2 separate regions of the Homo sapiens genome follow, and region 1 is linked to region 2. A link is a loop called in an ENCODE intact Hi-C map of the cell type or tissue named here. Cell type or tissue: endothelial cell of umbilical vein. All regions are shown on one strand.

Region 1 (8,000 bases), 78 kb after region 2:
TGCTACACACTACACAACTAGATGTCATGAGAACTCACTGACTATACAGTACCAAGGGGGGATAGTGCCAAACCATTCATGAGAACTCTGACCCCATGATCCAATCACTTTTCACCAGGTCCTACTTCCAACATTAGGGATTACAATTCAACATGAGATTTGGGTGGGGACACAGATCTAAACCCTATGAAACATGTAGAGTTGGGAGTTCACCGAGTATATGCTTAAGAGCAATCTCAACCATAGAAGTAGATGAGAGTGGGCAGAGTAAGAAGAGAAGGCTAAAGATGGAAGCTGAAAGAGAATCACATTTAAGAGGCAAGAGGAACAAGTAGGGCAAGGGGCAGTGAGGACTACCCAGAGGAATGAAAGCAGAAGTAAGAAAGAGCCAGTCTTAGAATTAGAGGAGGGAAGAGTTTCAAGAAGGAGGAAGTAACCCCCAACACCAAACATAGCTAACAGGTCAAAAGATAAGACACAAGAAACACTCAATTCAAAATGACATATGCTGTGAGTGTTATGAATTACTTTTCCTCAAAGGATTATTTGTAATGATGTGTGTATGTCTTAAAATTCTTAAAGTTAATATGGCATAAGTTTCAGGAAGGCAATTTATAAGGCTAAAAATCCAGACACAGTGTCCATTTTGTATTTGAATTTCTACTTTGAATGATTTTTAAGCCCCATTCAGATTCTTGTCCTCTTCCCACAATGCTATTTGGCCTCTCATTTCTATGCATATGTGGAATTGGTTATTTTGGTAATTTTTATTGCCACTCATATCAGTAAAGAATACCAGTATAGGTTAAGTCTAATTTATTCCCGTATTCTACTTAACTAAAATGAAACGTTAACCCCAATTTTTTTAAAGGCTAGAATAGCTAATTAAGCAAATGGGACATGCAAGATCCCTATTACCAACTGAAAATGTTGCTGCCAAACCTGGAACAAATTCATTCATTTGCTAAATAAATGTTGATTATTGAGCTGATCAACTAAAACATGTTTAGAATTACCTCTGGCTTCTGTCTTTCAGAGAATTATACATAAAAGCATTCAAAAGGGAGGAAAAATTAAGCAAGAAAATACTCTATGTACCAAATGTTAAGGATGCCTTTCTCTTCCTCTGTAGTTTTTTTTTTTTTTTTTGGTTTTGTTTTGTTTTGTTTTGTTTTGAGATGGAGTCTTGCTCTGTTGCCCAGGCTGGAGTGCAGTGGCACAATCCCGGCTCACTGTAACCTCCACCTCCTGGGCTCAAGAGATTGTCCAGCCTCAGCCTCCCAAGTAGCTGAGATTACAGGCGTGTGCCACCATGCCTAGCTAATTTTTTTGTATTTTTAGTAGAGATGGGGTTTCACCATGTTGGTCAGGCTGGTCTCAACCTCCTGACCTCAAATGATCCACCAACCTCAGCCTCCCAAAGTGCTGGAATTACAGGCATGAGTCACCGCACCCGACCCCTTTGTAGTTTTCTAATGTTGAGCTAATCATGAGCACAATTGTTTGCCAGTTTCTCTCTTCTTAGTCTTTTAAACAACTATTTTATTAAAAGGATTTCAGATCCGTCATTTCATTTTATTATATTTTTAATTAGAAATGAACTGTAACAAAATAGGAAATGCAGTGAACTAGTCTGACTTCTGCCTATAACCAGGTAGATATAGGTAATTTTTTTCTATAATTTTTATTAATTGAGACTCTAGCTAAAGGTTTGATAGTTCTATTTTGATATATACCCTTTTTTTTTTTTACCATAGGTGTATTCCTTAAAAGAGAATCTGTAAATTTACTGCTGAATGAAACTTAGAGATGTTTTTCTCCAGACCGTCTATGCACAGATGAACAAATGAGCCTTCTGCAGATTAAATAATTTACCTAAAATTACAAAGGTTTAGAGACAAAACTAAGACAAGACCCCAACTCTACAACCTCATGCTCTCCCCTACGAGTAAATACATGAGTGTATTTACAGTAACATGTAAATGAAATTTATTAAATTTAGTGTTATTTTAATCTAATAGGATAATCCATTCCTAAGAAGAATCAATTTCTAAACAAAGAAAGCTTTTTGTAATATTAACAATCTTTGTATGTCACTTTGAGATACTGATTGAGTTGTTTATTTGTTTTACTGAAGCACATCAGAAAAAGATTATATACTATTTGTATTTCACAAAGTCTCTTTGGAGGAAATTCAATATTTATATTCAACCAGAGATTCTGATAACATAATTTAGCAACAAAAATGTTAATGAGAGCTTGGGGTTATGGCAGGTAATACTCCATATCAATGTAATGTTAGTCTTTTTTTTTTTTTGAGACGTAGTCTAGCTTTGTCGTCCAGGCTGGAGTGCAGTGGCATGATCTTGGCTCACTGCGACCTCTGCCTTCAGGGTTCAAGCAATTCTCCTGCCTCAGCCTCCTGAGTAGCTGGGATTACAGGCGCCCACCACCACTCCAAGCTAATTTTTGTGTTTTTGGTAGAGACGGGGTTTCACCATGTTGGTCAGGCTGGTCTTGAACTCCTGACCTCAAGTGATCCACTCACCTCAGCATCCCAAAGTGCTGGAATTACAGGTGTGAGCCACTGCGCCCAGCAAATGTTAGTCTTTTACGACATGAATGGATTGTAAAAATAGAAACAAATGTGTCCCCTCCCTGCATCTACAGCCTTGTGAAGTGACTTCACAGCTTCCCCCATTGGGAGGTAGAGTCTGCTTCTCCACTCTTAATCTGAACTTGACCATATGACTGGCTTTGGCCAATAGGACATTAGCCAACATGACACAAGTAGAGACTTGGAAGGCACTTGTACGTTAGAACCTGCTCTCCTGCAGCTCCTGGGGACTCTTCCACCACCATGTGGAAATGTCAGGCATAGTCTACCAGAAAATGAGAAACTAGGTGATGTGGTCCCAACTGAAACATGAGCTATCCCAGCTGAGCCCCAGCTAGCTCCCATTGTAGCTGGAAGTTGACCACAGACCTGTAAGTGAGCCAAGCCAAGATCAGAATAACTCAAGAGCAAAAGAAATGACTGCTTTTTGAAGCCACTAAGTTGTACGGTGGTTTGTTACACAGCAAAAGCTAACTGATACAGGGAGAGATAACAGAAAAAAACCCTTCAGAGATATATTATTAATGTTTGATAAATGAGGCTAAATGGGAAAAAAAGATTAACTTTCTTATCTAAGATATGAAATTGAAGTATAGTGAAGTCCCACAATTTTCTCAAGGGTCATTTTGTTTTGTTATTTTTTTTTCTTTTTGTGTGTGTGTGTGTGTGTGTGTGTTTTTTGAGACAGAGTCTTACTCTGTTGCCCAGGCTGGAGTGCATTGGCGTGATCTTGGCTCACTGCAAGCTCTGCCTCCCAGGTTGATGCCATTCTCCTGCCTCAGCCTCCCGAGTAGCTGGGACTACAGGGGCTCACCACCATGCCCAGCTAATTTTTTGTATCTTTAGTAGAGACAGGGTCTTACCATGTTAGCCAGGATGGTCTCGATTTCCTGACCTCGTGAACCACCCACCTCAGCCTCCCAAAGTGCTGGGATTACAGGAGTGAGCCACCGTGCCCGGCCTAAGGGTCTTATTTTTAATATAATAAAAATTGGGGGCAAAACATTCTAAATATCTTAAGTACCAGCTATGTTCTAATTACTGTTCTGTAACTGTTCCAGATGACCTGAAATCCTGTGGTTCTATCAGATTATTAAAAGCTGATTTGGATTTTTGTATGTTGATTGCTATCGTAACTAAAAATTCTAGATCATCTAGGCCATAGCCAGTTGCACTGTGAAAGGGTCAAAGAGAATGCTCCCTTAGTTGAGGGAAGATGTTACTACATCTACAGTGACGAAACTTTAGTTTTCATTGTTCTAAAATTACAACGGAAATATGGAGGTTTATCCTTACTGATATTTTGAGTATTTTAGAATCTATATATTCCATTTATCTTTTTATGGAGCTTGGAGATTCTGAGAGACATGTGAAAACCTAAATGTTACTGATTTTCAGTTATTTTAAACAAAATAAGCATTATCAAGAAAGTGAAAAATGTAAACTAGCAAGAATTTAATTGTAGGTTATCTATCTGTAGCAATCATACATTCTACTTTGAATGCTTTTGCATATTGAACTCTCATCCTCTATTGACCACTGAGGGCCATACAACTGTTAAGTAACAATGCGAAATTCCTGGCTATCTCTGTAATTTAGTTAAACAATCAACTAATATTTATGCAGAATCATTAACTTAACTGGGAAAGCAGGTTTCATGATGTTACACACTCTGAGTTGAAGAAAATTGTCCACCTTTGCAATCCTAAAACATTCAACATAGCAATGTAAAAGTGTAGGCAAACAGCACTGGGTGAATATAAACTTTGAAGATGGATTAATTTTTTTTCCACATAGGGTACTATATTAACAAAAAAGGTGCAACATAGTAGCCACTGGATAAGGAGTCAGATTTAGGGTGAGAGGTCACATTGTATTACGTGGGAGTGATTCCAGAAGTGCATGGAACTCAGAGGAAATGAAAACAAAGAGCAAATGCCTGCGTGTCCTGAGTCAGCCATGAGGGTGATTAATAGGGAACTGCATTAGGAATAGTCCTCACAGCTAAGCTCCTTGTTTGTCCTCTTGTTTTATTTAGCACTGGGCAACACTGTCTTTATTTTATTTATTTATTTATTTGTTTGTTTATTTATTTATTTATTTGAGATGGAGCTTCACTCTGTCACCCAGGCTGGAGCGCAGTGGCACTATCTCGGCTCACTGCAACCTTCGCCTCCCAGGTTCAAGCAATTCTCCTACCTCAGCCTCCCGAGTAGCTGGGACTACAGGTGCCCACCACCATGCCTGGCTAATTTTCCTATTTTTAGTAGAGACAGAGTTTCACCACGTTGGCCAGGCTGGTCTCAAATTCCTGACCTAAAATGACCCGCCCACCTCAGCCTCACAAAATGCTGGGATTACAGGCATGAGCCACCGTTCCCTGACCAACATTGTCTTTTTTTTTTTTTTTTTTTTGAGACAGAGTCTCACTCTGTCACCCAGGTTGGAGTGCAGTGGTGCAATCTCGGCTCACTGCAACCTCCACCTCCCGGGTTCAAGCTATTCCAGCCTAAGCCTCCCGAGTAGCTGGGATTACAGGCGCGTGCCACCACACCTGGCTAATTTTTGTAGTTTTAGTAGAGATGGGGTTTTGCCATGTTGGCCAGGCTGGTCTCCAACTCCTGACCTCAAGTGATGCACCAGCCTCACTCTCCCAAAGTGCTGGGGTTACAGCTGTGAGCCACCACACCTGGCCACTTTGCAGATATTCTTATCACCCTCTTAGAGCATTTATGTAGGTGAAGAGGCCCAGGATAGCCTCCTTTAAGATGAGAGACCATGTGGAGAGACAAGCCCAGCTAAGAGTCAGCTCCAACAGCCAGACACATGAGTGAGGTTCCAGTCGAGCTCCCATGTGACTGCAGCTGAATGAGTGGTCCCAGCAAGACCAGTGGAAGAAACCTCCAGCTGGGCCCAGCCCAAAGAGCTGACTCACTGAAATATTACACAATAATATGGTAGCTGTTTTAAGCCACTGGGGTTTGGAACAATTTCTTATGCAGCAATATATAACTAATGAATACAACTAAAGTACATTTGAATGGCAAACATAAAACAAATCCAGTGTTGCTGTTTGCAAGAGTTACAAAAAAAAAATACAGGTAATTTGAAAATAAAGGGACAACAACATGCTACCCAAAAAGCAATATTAAAACAGAAAATAAATCGAAAAGGTAAACATTTCAAAAATAAAGATATTTTATACTGGTAAAACGTACATCTTACCAGAAAGGTACAAAAGTCATATACCTTTATACACTTAATGATGTAGTTTCAAAACATGTTAAGTAAAAACTGTTTTACTATGAAAGGACATAGGATAAAACAACTTGGAAGTAAATAAATTTAAAAATAAGTGAAAAATATAGAGGATTACAGTTACACAATTAATAAACCTAATTGAAGAGTTATGTTTTAAGAAAATCTGTGCCAAACATATAGGAAAATGCATTAAGTATTCTTATTTATCTTCATTTTTATGTATTATTCCCAACATAAAAAATACAGAGAATCATATCTCAACATATACCTGCCACTGAGATTTTTTTAAAGGTTAACTTTTTTTGCGTATGTATTTAGATCTTTTGGCTTTTAGAAAATAAAATGCTACAGATACAACAACCTTTATTATCACATTTACCCCTGTCGCTCTCTAAAGGGCACAACTATTCTTATTAAAATGATAAATTTCCCACCCTGTTTTTATACTTTTTTTACATATATGTGTTTCTGTAATTAATATGTAGGTTGATTTTTTTGTTGTTTTTTTGGAGACAGGATCTCTGTCACCCAGGCTGGAGTACAGTGATATCATCTTCACTGCAGCCTTGAGCTCCTGGGCTCAAGGGATCCTCCTGCTTCAGTCCCTCCCGAGGGACTAGAGGCACTCACTACCATGCCTGGCTAATTTTTAAATTTTTTGTAGAGACTGGGTCTCACTATGTTGCCTAGGCTGATCTCGAACTCCTGGCCTTGTGTGATCCTCATGCTTTGACCTCCCCAAATATTGGGATTACAGGTGTGAACCATGACGCTTGGCCTATTATGTGCATTTTTAAGATTTACATTGTGCGGGGGACGAGGGGAAAGAAACCTTTTTTCTCTACCCTCTTAGTTTTGGCATCTGGGGCCCAGAAAAGTAAACTGACATAGAGCATCTTAACAAAAAACAATAAATTTGTAGAGAAGTGAAAAGACTAAAGGAAAAAGGGTTTAGGTTCTTAGGGGTGGCAAACTACAAGAAGGTAAGTATATAGGGGAAATTAATGAAGGATGAGGATTGTTTTATAAGGTTTGTCATACAGATTCCTGTCTGAGCTGATACTTGGAGTCTAGAGTCATCTCTGGTGACTAAGACTTCTGGGGATTAAGAGTGGTTCTCTTTCTGATAAGGGAGAGGGAGACACCTTAACAAATGGGAATTTATGTTCTGCTTTAAGTCAGATAGGAGAGGGCACAGAGCTTTATTTTCTTATGTCTACTGCCCTCTTAGCTACCTTTGGCTCAAAATAATTCTTATGCCACAATGGCATATTTTCAGCTGGCATGTTCTGATCCCCTACAACATAAAATTTTAAATTTACATAAATATATATCTTTCTGCAATATTTTTAAAATTCAAAATAAAATAGCCATGCTGTATTCACTTGAAAGCATATGATGAAGTTCATTCATTTTAGCTGCTGTGAAGTATTGAATTCAGTGGTCCTGTCTCCTACTACTGACCGCTTAGGTTGCTTCTAATTTTTTGCCATTATGTAAGCCCGCAGTGTACACCTTTGTATACACTTTTGTGGATGGATGTAAAAGCATTCCCAGAAAACTGGAATTGCTAGGTCATAGGTAATACAAACCTTGAGCTTTGCTAGATATTGCCAAACTGTGCTAAGAAGTGGCACCAATGTTATCACCCTATAATGTAATCACCAATGTATACTCCAGCAGTGGCTGAGGGTTCTGATTTCCCTATATCACGACCACCAGTTTGTATTGTTAAACTTTTTAAATCTGCGCCAATTTGCTGAAAGTGATATGGTATGGTTTAGTCTAGAACTGGCCAGGTAGGTGGCTCACACCTGTAATCCCAGCGCTTCCAGAAGCCAAGGCAGAAAGATGGCTTGAGGCCAGGAGTTTGGGACAAGCCTGGGTAGCAATGAGACTCTGTCTGTACAAAAACACTTTTTTTAATTAGCCAGGAGTGGTGGCATGCGCTTGTAGTCCCAGTTGCTTACGAGGCTGAGGCAGGAGTATCACTTGAGCCCAAGAGTCTGAGACTGTGATGAGCCATGACTATGCTACTGCACTCCACCCTGGGTGACAGAGTGAGATTCTGACTCAAAAATATAAATAAATACAGTAATAGAATGCTAAGTTAATAACGGCA
Region 2 (8,000 bases):
AAAAACAATGTTGGTCAGGGCACGATGGTTCATTCTTGTAATCCCAGCACATTGAGAGGCTGAGCTGGGAGGATCTCTTGAGCCCAGGAGGCTGAGGTTGCAGTGAGTTATGATCATGCCACTGCACTCCAGCCTGGGTGATAGAGCAATACCCTGTCTCTAGAAAAAATAAACAACGAAAACAAAATTGATGCACTAAAGCTAAATTTATCAGATTAACAGTAATTCTAGGTAGCCTCACCTTGTGTCAATATCTGTATTCAGTGCTAAATTGAACAAAAAAGAAGAAATTCCCAAAAGGACCCACTGCAGCTTGCGTCCCTAACAAACATTTGATGAGGAAGGACCATTGATCATTATGTGCTTGAGATACATCCAGTCTCTGCCTTCGAGAAGCTCCAAGTCAAGTGAGACAAGTAGATAGAAAGGTGTCACATCTATTATCAAATCTTTTGCAAGCCCCTGCAATGGCTCAACTGTGCTGTGGATATCAAGTCCCCAGGCTGTACCGAGGCTTGGGCCAGAGTCAGAGAGGAACCGTGTCTCCACAAGATCAGCACATGGGGGCCTGGGAAGAGAAACTCAGGATGAAGAATTCTGGGTCAACTGCTCCTCCTCAGTGGCAACTCCCCTGCCAGCAAGGACTTTGAGATGATCGGTTGTCTTTTAAAGGATAGTGACGTTCCCTTGTACTGCCTCTACCTCTCTGCTTATGAAGTCACTACTCTGCCTTGAATATCTAACTTTGAGTAGATTCTTAGGGAAGGGATTTGGAACCAGATGAGAGAGAAAGACAGTTATAGATGGGTCTCAGGTCTCCAGAGTAGTTCCACATTTGAAGGTCTGTTCACTGACTCAGTTCTTGTTGAGTTTGCTGAGATGCTAACAGCAGGTTCCACACAATGTGGATTCTACAAGATATATTTGCCTGCCATCTCCCCACTTCCTTCAAAAATCAATGAGTTTATTTAAATACCTGTTTCTATAAAGCATCGGTTGACTTATTTCTTCAAACAGGAGAGATCCGGAGAAGGAGAAAGGACCATAACATCTCCCCTTCCTAGTATATCACAAATAGAACCATGAAGGACATAGAACCCAACCGAGAACCCAGAAGTAAGCCATGGTAAAGATGAACTCTGGAACCCTTTGACAAAGGAAAGGTTGGGGTAACTTTAGAAGTAGAAGCTTATGAGAAAAAAACAGAAGAACTCAGGTGTCAAGGCAGAATAGTCTGGGGCCATTTCGTGTCATGCAATAGTTGTACACACCTCCTTTGTCTCTGGGGATATCATTTTATTTCAGTATTTCACCTTACCTGACATTCATAATGAGGACCCTAAGACACTGAGGAAAGGTTAAATTGTATGCCCCTTTACATTCAAGATATATTCATTTTTAAAAACTTCTTGTTTTGTTTTGATTTGATTTATATAGCTGGATGCATAATGGTAAGTTTGAGCTATCTAGAAAATTTCCCTGGAACACATACTCTTACATTGCTAGATGAATAAATTATTAATGTAACTTATGTAATGTAATACCTAATGTAATGTAATGTAAAATAGACAAGGAGACAAAGCTATGACATATCAAATTTTTTTCCTTTAATCAGATTTAAGACTAGCCTACTTCAAAGTTTAAGGTTAGAAGAATTTTACTTTGCTAATGGAAGTGGACTTCTTATAGAAGAAAAATCACTTTTTTTGAAGATAGAAATAGATGTTATTGTAGTCATTTATGCAGTGAAGTATCTATTTGTCACATTTTAAAAATCCCGGTAGCAATTTTTTCTTGGTAAATTTTAAAAAGATATATTAACATTTTTCCATATGTCTGATCTGCAAGGTTGTTGGGGTATTTTTTTTTAACTTCAGTTTAATTTCTTGGGAAATTTTATATTTTGGGGGGATAAAAAGTCCCAAGACATTTTAACTCAGATGATGGAAAACTAAAACGATTGGCCCTTTTAAACAAGAGCACATATTTTGTTTTAAAAGAAATACTTAATAGGAAATGAATTCCCATAAAACCAAAGGTTTTTAACCTATAGCACTGGTACAAGAAATACATCATGGGATATAGACCTTTTTATAGCAGAGCCCTCATCTGAAATGAGTATTAGTTATTAGTCAGTTTTAAAGAGCATCATTTAACGGAGGTGTTTCCTTTCATTTGTTTGTTTGTTTGTTTGTTTGTGAAATCCCCCAATTAACATTCTCTATTGCTTGGAATGTTTGAGGCTACAAGATAAATCCCACAGTTACCTATGTTTTTTCAGCTCGTTTGTGGTATACAAACTCAGGATTTAGTTTCTCTTCCTATGTGAATCATGAGAAAGGCAAGAGTACAGCACTTTTTTTTTAATTTTTAAAACTTTTTATTGTGAAAAATTTTAAACATACGTAAACACATTGTAGTAGTATAGGGTAAAGATTTTCTTTTTTTTTTTTTACAGCAGTTTTTAATATATTTTTTTCACTGATAAAAGGAAGTCATTCCCAAACTAGCCTCTCAAAGAATATTGATATTTGTGCATAGAACTAAGATATCCTGCTCTTTAAAAATCGTATAATGATGACCTTTTCACAACTCAAAGAGAAATTTAGGTTAATAATAGTGTCTTCTTTGTTGGTTTTCACACGGGTATTTTTTTTTTCTTAAAACTTTGACTCTTGCTATAAATTGTGCATAGGCCTTTTTGTCTACAAGAAATCATTTTTTTATTCAACACAAAAGATTATATTTAGTTTCCACATGTTTACTAAATCAATATTTCATGGTATTCCATGAAAAGACTCATGACTTCTAGAAACTAAACCACTTGAAATATTTTGAGAACCACTAATATAACTCTTTCATTAATTAATATCAAGCATTTTGGCCAGGCGTGGTGGCTCACATCTGTGATCCCAGCTCTCTGGGAGGCTGAGGTGGAAGGATCGCTTGAGGCCAGGAGTTTGAGAACACCCTGGGCAACATGGTGAGACCCTGTCTCTATGAAAAAAAAAAAAAAAATTGGTCGGGTGTGATGGCTCACACCTGTGGTCCCAGCTACTTGGGGGACTGAGGCTGGAGCCCAGGAGGTCAAGGCTGCAATGAGCTGTGTTCATGCCACTGCATGCCAGCCTGGGTGACAGAGTGAGGCTGTCTCAAAAAAAAAAAAAAATTAGGCTGGGTGTGGTGGCTCACACCTGTAATCCTAGCACTTCGGGAGGCCGAGGTGGGAGGATCACGAGGTCAAGAGTTTGAGATCATCCTGGGCATCCTGATGAAACCCTGTCTCTACTAAAAATACAAAACTTAGCTGGGCATGGTGGTGTGCGCCTGTAGTCTCAGCTACTCGGGAGGCTGAGGCAGAAGAATCGCTTGAACCCGGGAGGCGAAGGTTGCAGTGAGCCAAGATCGCGCCATTGCACTCCACTGTGGTGACAGAGCGAGACTCCGTTTCAAAAAAAAAAAAAAAATTAAGCATTTGAGTGCGAATGTAGCACCTTGATATGAGTTTGCAGGTTTCCCTACCCCCCCAGTGTGACTGTGTCTGGAGATAGGACCTCTAGGAAGTAATTAAGGTTAATTAAGTTCATAGGGCTTGGAACCTTAACTCAACAGTACCATGGCCTTTTAAGAAAAGAAAGATTCTAATCAGATATAGTGGCACATGCCTGTAGTCCCAGCTACTCAGAAGGCTGAGGCAGGAGGATGACTTGAGCCTAGGAGTTTCAGTCCAACCTGGGCAACACAGTGAGAACCCATGTCTTTAAAAAAGCAAAAAGAAAATGAAGATTTTCTTTTTCTCTTTCTCTCTCTCTCTTCCATGTGAAGACACAGCAAGAAGGCAGCCATCTGCAAGCCAGGAAAAGAGCACTGATCAGAAACTGACCATGTTGGCACCCTGACCTCAGATTTCCAGCCTTCAGATCTGTGAGAAAATAAATTTCTGCCTATGAAATACCCAGTCTATGGTATTTTGTATGGCAGCCTGGGATGATGACAGAGGGGGAAATGGCAGCCACGTATGAGTCACACAGAAGCCACAGGTCTGGAGTGTTGGAATACAGCCAGCAAAGTTCTCATCCTTCCCCAGTCAAGATTGCTTTTTCTTGTGTCAGTCAGCATGAGAAACATTATGCTACAGTGACAACCCCAAAATCTCAGTGGCTGACAAAGTCACTCTGTCCCAGGGTGCCAGAGGCTCCATCTCAACATGTGCTTTTATGATCGTAAAGACAGCCAGGCACGGTGGCTCATGCCTGTAATCCCAGCACTTTGGGAGGCCGAGGTGGGCGGATCACCTGAGGTCAGGAGTTTGAGACCAGCCTGGCCAACGTGGTGAAACCCCGTCTCTTCTAAAAATACAAAAATTAGTCAGGTGTGGTGGCATGTGCCTGTGATCCCAGCTACTCAGGAGACTGAGAGAGGAGAATCACTTGAACCCGGGAGGCGGAAGTTACATTGAGCCAAGGTGGTGCCACTGCACTCCAGCCTGGGTGACAGAGCAAGACTCCATCTCAAAAAAAAAAAAAGAAAAAAAAGATTGTAAAGACAAGGAGAGAGGATGTGATGACTCATGAATGAACTGGCCCTTAAAGCATTTTCCCAGAAGTGTATACATCTGTTCACATTTCACTGGCCAGAGTAAATCACGTGGCCATGCCTGGCATCAGCATGGGCAGTAAAATGCACTCTTATTATGTGCACAACAGAGAAGAGGAAATAGGTCAGTGGGCCACACTGATGACTCTCCTCCAGGAGTGTAGTGTTGGGGATGGCCTGGCCATCACAGTGACACACTACGGTCAACGTGACGGGATTCAGGAGGTGAGCTATGGGACAGAAGATGCCTAGATTAATTTTCCCAACCCCTGGGGCACCACAGAGAATACAAAAGTGTGTTACATCTTTTCCAATAATTTTCAGTGGAGGTGATTATGAAGACATACACAGGAAAATAAGTAATAAAAGGCCAAGAGTAATAAAACATCAAAATGAGTGACATGCATATATTGAATTATGCAATTTCATAGAAGATGGAGATTACTCTGCCATAAAATCATTAAGAAAAATTCCATAGATGAGATAAAGGTTTAAATACAAGCAAGCTTAGATACAGTAAGAGAGGGAAGAGGGATGGGCACAGTGGCTCACACCTGTAATCTCAGCACTTTGGGAGGCCAAGGTGGGAAGATCACTTGAGCCCAGGAGTTCAAGACCAGCCTGGGCAACATAGTGAGACCCCATCTCAGAAAGGAAAAAAAAGGTAGAAAGAGGATTCAAGGCAGGAAAATGGCAGGAGGAAAGGATTGGAGAGTGAATTTGGGGGCATGTTCAAAAGGCAAAAAGGAGACAAGCCAAACTGAATCAGAAGTTTCTTTGTAGGAATAACAGAATTTGAATTCTGCTTTATAATCTTTGAAGGTCATGTCCTGTGTCTTTGTTTAAGTAGGCAGTGGTGTGCAGATGTTTGCATTTCAGAATAATTTTTCTGGTGTAAAGCATGTAGGCAAAGATGAAATAAACCAGAAAAAAGAAGTCAATTTATTACTATACAATAGCCTATGTGATGAGCACCTGGAAATGAGTGTTCATTATAGGAACTAAAAATAAAGTATGATAACTAAAAAAAATTTAAGATGAATCAGTGGGTTTACTTTAGGACTGGTGTGCTCTGTAAAATGAGGGGGAGAAAAGGCAAAGATGAGGTCAAGGTTTGAAATGTAAGTGATCCTCACTAAATTGGGAAGGAGACCAAGGGAACACACAAATCTCTCCACATTCTAAGACAGCATCTAAAAAATCCTCTTGTTAAGATTATAGTGGGAACTTAGGTTACCAAACTAACAGGATGGAAAGGTCTGCTTATTTAAATGATCAAATCTTACAAGAATGCATCAATTACTAAGGTAAATTTGAGCAGACATTTGATATCATTTATTTTCAGAAGCATGGGTCTACATTTATTCTGTGAGATTACCTTCTAACTGAAAATTTTCATTCAAAGCTTTCTGGTTTCATCAGAAAAAAAATTTTCAGTAGCATGGTCACATAAGCAATATATCCTGAAGATTTATATCCTCCTTGAACTTATAGGCCAGAGCAAATCTTTAAGTGATCCAAATAAAATACAATCAGAAGGTTAACACATAGAAATATGTTTCTGTATCAAATTCACCTTCTGAATAAATTTCATTTGTTTTAACTCTTTCAGATGGTAAAATTGATGGAAAATCAGTATTCTTCAGTGGTATAATCTAAAACAAGATATCCTTTTAAAATGCTCTTTGCAATAATTTTTCCATTGCATAGAGCAGCAATCACAAGTATAGCAACTACTTCTATCACTCAGTAATTTTGGCAAGCAGTACCAGCATTCTCTGAATAAAAAGAATTAATCTGAGTCATTAGATCACAGTTCTATATTCTCTTTTATCTGAGCCTTTATTCATTGTTCTATCTCATTGGAATTGATCTCTACCTGGTTAACGATCCACATTCTATCCTGCTACTTAAGGGCCTGCTCTAATATTATTTCCCTTTTTCTGAAATTTTATTGCATTTGCTGTCTTCATACTTCATTTAGACTTGTCATTTTCTATGCTTATTACTTGTTTGCTTTTCACTAGTGCCTATGGAAAAATCTTCCTCCAGGATAGAGGAACAAACTAAATGACACCTCCTCTAGGCAGTTCCAAATAGACCCAAGAAGGTGAGACATTCTGCAGTTCATCTGGCCATGGTAGATGCTCAGATACACACTGTCTCTTCAATAAGACAATATCATGAAGAAAAAGACTCTGCTGTATGAAATAGTGTCTATGATATATAACAGGGGCATTTCGTGGTCCTGGGTTAGAACCTTACCTGGACAAGGCAGGAATAAAGGAATTTTTTAGGAGAAAGGTGAGAAGAAAACTTACGGACAGGAAAAGTTGGAGACTGCTCACTTAAAGAAGTAACTAACAGGCCAACACATGCAGTATGATCTCCTAGGAAAAGAGATTTGGAAGGATAAACGCTAAGAATGTAATAGTTATAATCAATGGGTCACAGGTCTCTTCATTATCTTATATTTGGTTTCTCTGCATTTTCTTACATTCTACAATCTACCCATACTGCTTCTATAATAATAAAAGGTTTTTAAAAATTTTTTTAATTTTTATTTTTTTACAAACAAGGTCTTGCTATGTTGCCTAGGCTGATCTCAAACTCCTGGGCTCAAGTGATCCTCCTGCCTCGGCCTCCCAAAGTGCTGGGATTATAGGCATGAACCACTGCACCCTGCCAGCAGTTATTATTTTTAAGAGATACAAATCTCCCTGTATTCCCAGCTCTCCTATCCCTGACCCATACCTGCTCACACTCCCACATTACATGTTAATTACACAAAGGAGTCCAGCCAGGGAGCTGGGAGAAATCCTAGGTATTTCACTTTCCCTCACCCACCACAGATTTTACCACCTAAATATTTCTCCAATCTGTTCATTTCTCTTCTCTACTACCATTGACTTTGATCCAAGCTTATTACCTTTCACTGAGTGTGAAGAGTTTGTTTTCCAGCCAATCTCCCTGCCTCTCATCAGGTTCTCTTCTCCACCAGAGTGAGTTAAAATGGCAACATCATTCTCTTACTTATAATCCTTCAGTGGCTCACCATAAGATATGGTCCATGCTCACTATGGATGGGCTGGAGATCTCTTCAGGACCCTGCCCATGGGGATGTCTTTCATCATACCTTGCTCCACACTGTCCTAAGCTCTAGCATTACGGAGCTCCACGTAGCTCCCAGCACACTTTACACCCTGCTCTTTTTCTCAAGTGTTTCCCTATGCATAGAAAACCCACCTCTCTCTCCTTTGAATGTCCTCTTCTTTCCCTTACCTACAGATGGCAAATTCTTATAATCCCTCAAGTATTATTTCTCCAGCAACCCTTCCCTGACAGGCCCTGGCACTTAGGCTGAGTGTCCCTCTTTATGTGTTCGAGGTACTGTGAAGACTTCA

The links. A loop is a pair of places that touch in the nucleus more often than their neighbours do. Peaks named below come from ENCODE experiments on the same cell type or tissue, not always from the same donor. Only the 100,000 strongest peaks of a DNase experiment are listed, where the experiment ranks them.
Region 1: a loop joins it to region 2, with 2.0 times the contacts of the local background. A loop is called at or near these places in 2 of 110 quality-filtered maps.

The regions. Positions count from the first base shown.
Region 1 is chr10:22,735,291-22,743,290 of GRCh38, reverse strand. No RefSeq gene overlaps it. Among named protein-coding and RNA genes, the nearest start is that of PIP4K2A, 25 kb to the right of the region's middle. In endothelial cell of umbilical vein, no CTCF peak of the experiment used is centred here; a DNase peak (open chromatin) is centred at 4,540.
Region 2 is chr10:22,813,156-22,821,155 of GRCh38, reverse strand. No RefSeq gene overlaps it. Among named protein-coding and RNA genes, the nearest start is that of PIP4K2A, 100 kb to the right of the region's middle. In endothelial cell of umbilical vein, no CTCF peak of the experiment used is centred here; DNase peaks (open chromatin) are centred at 3,995 and 4,645; H3K27ac peaks cover 1,680 bases.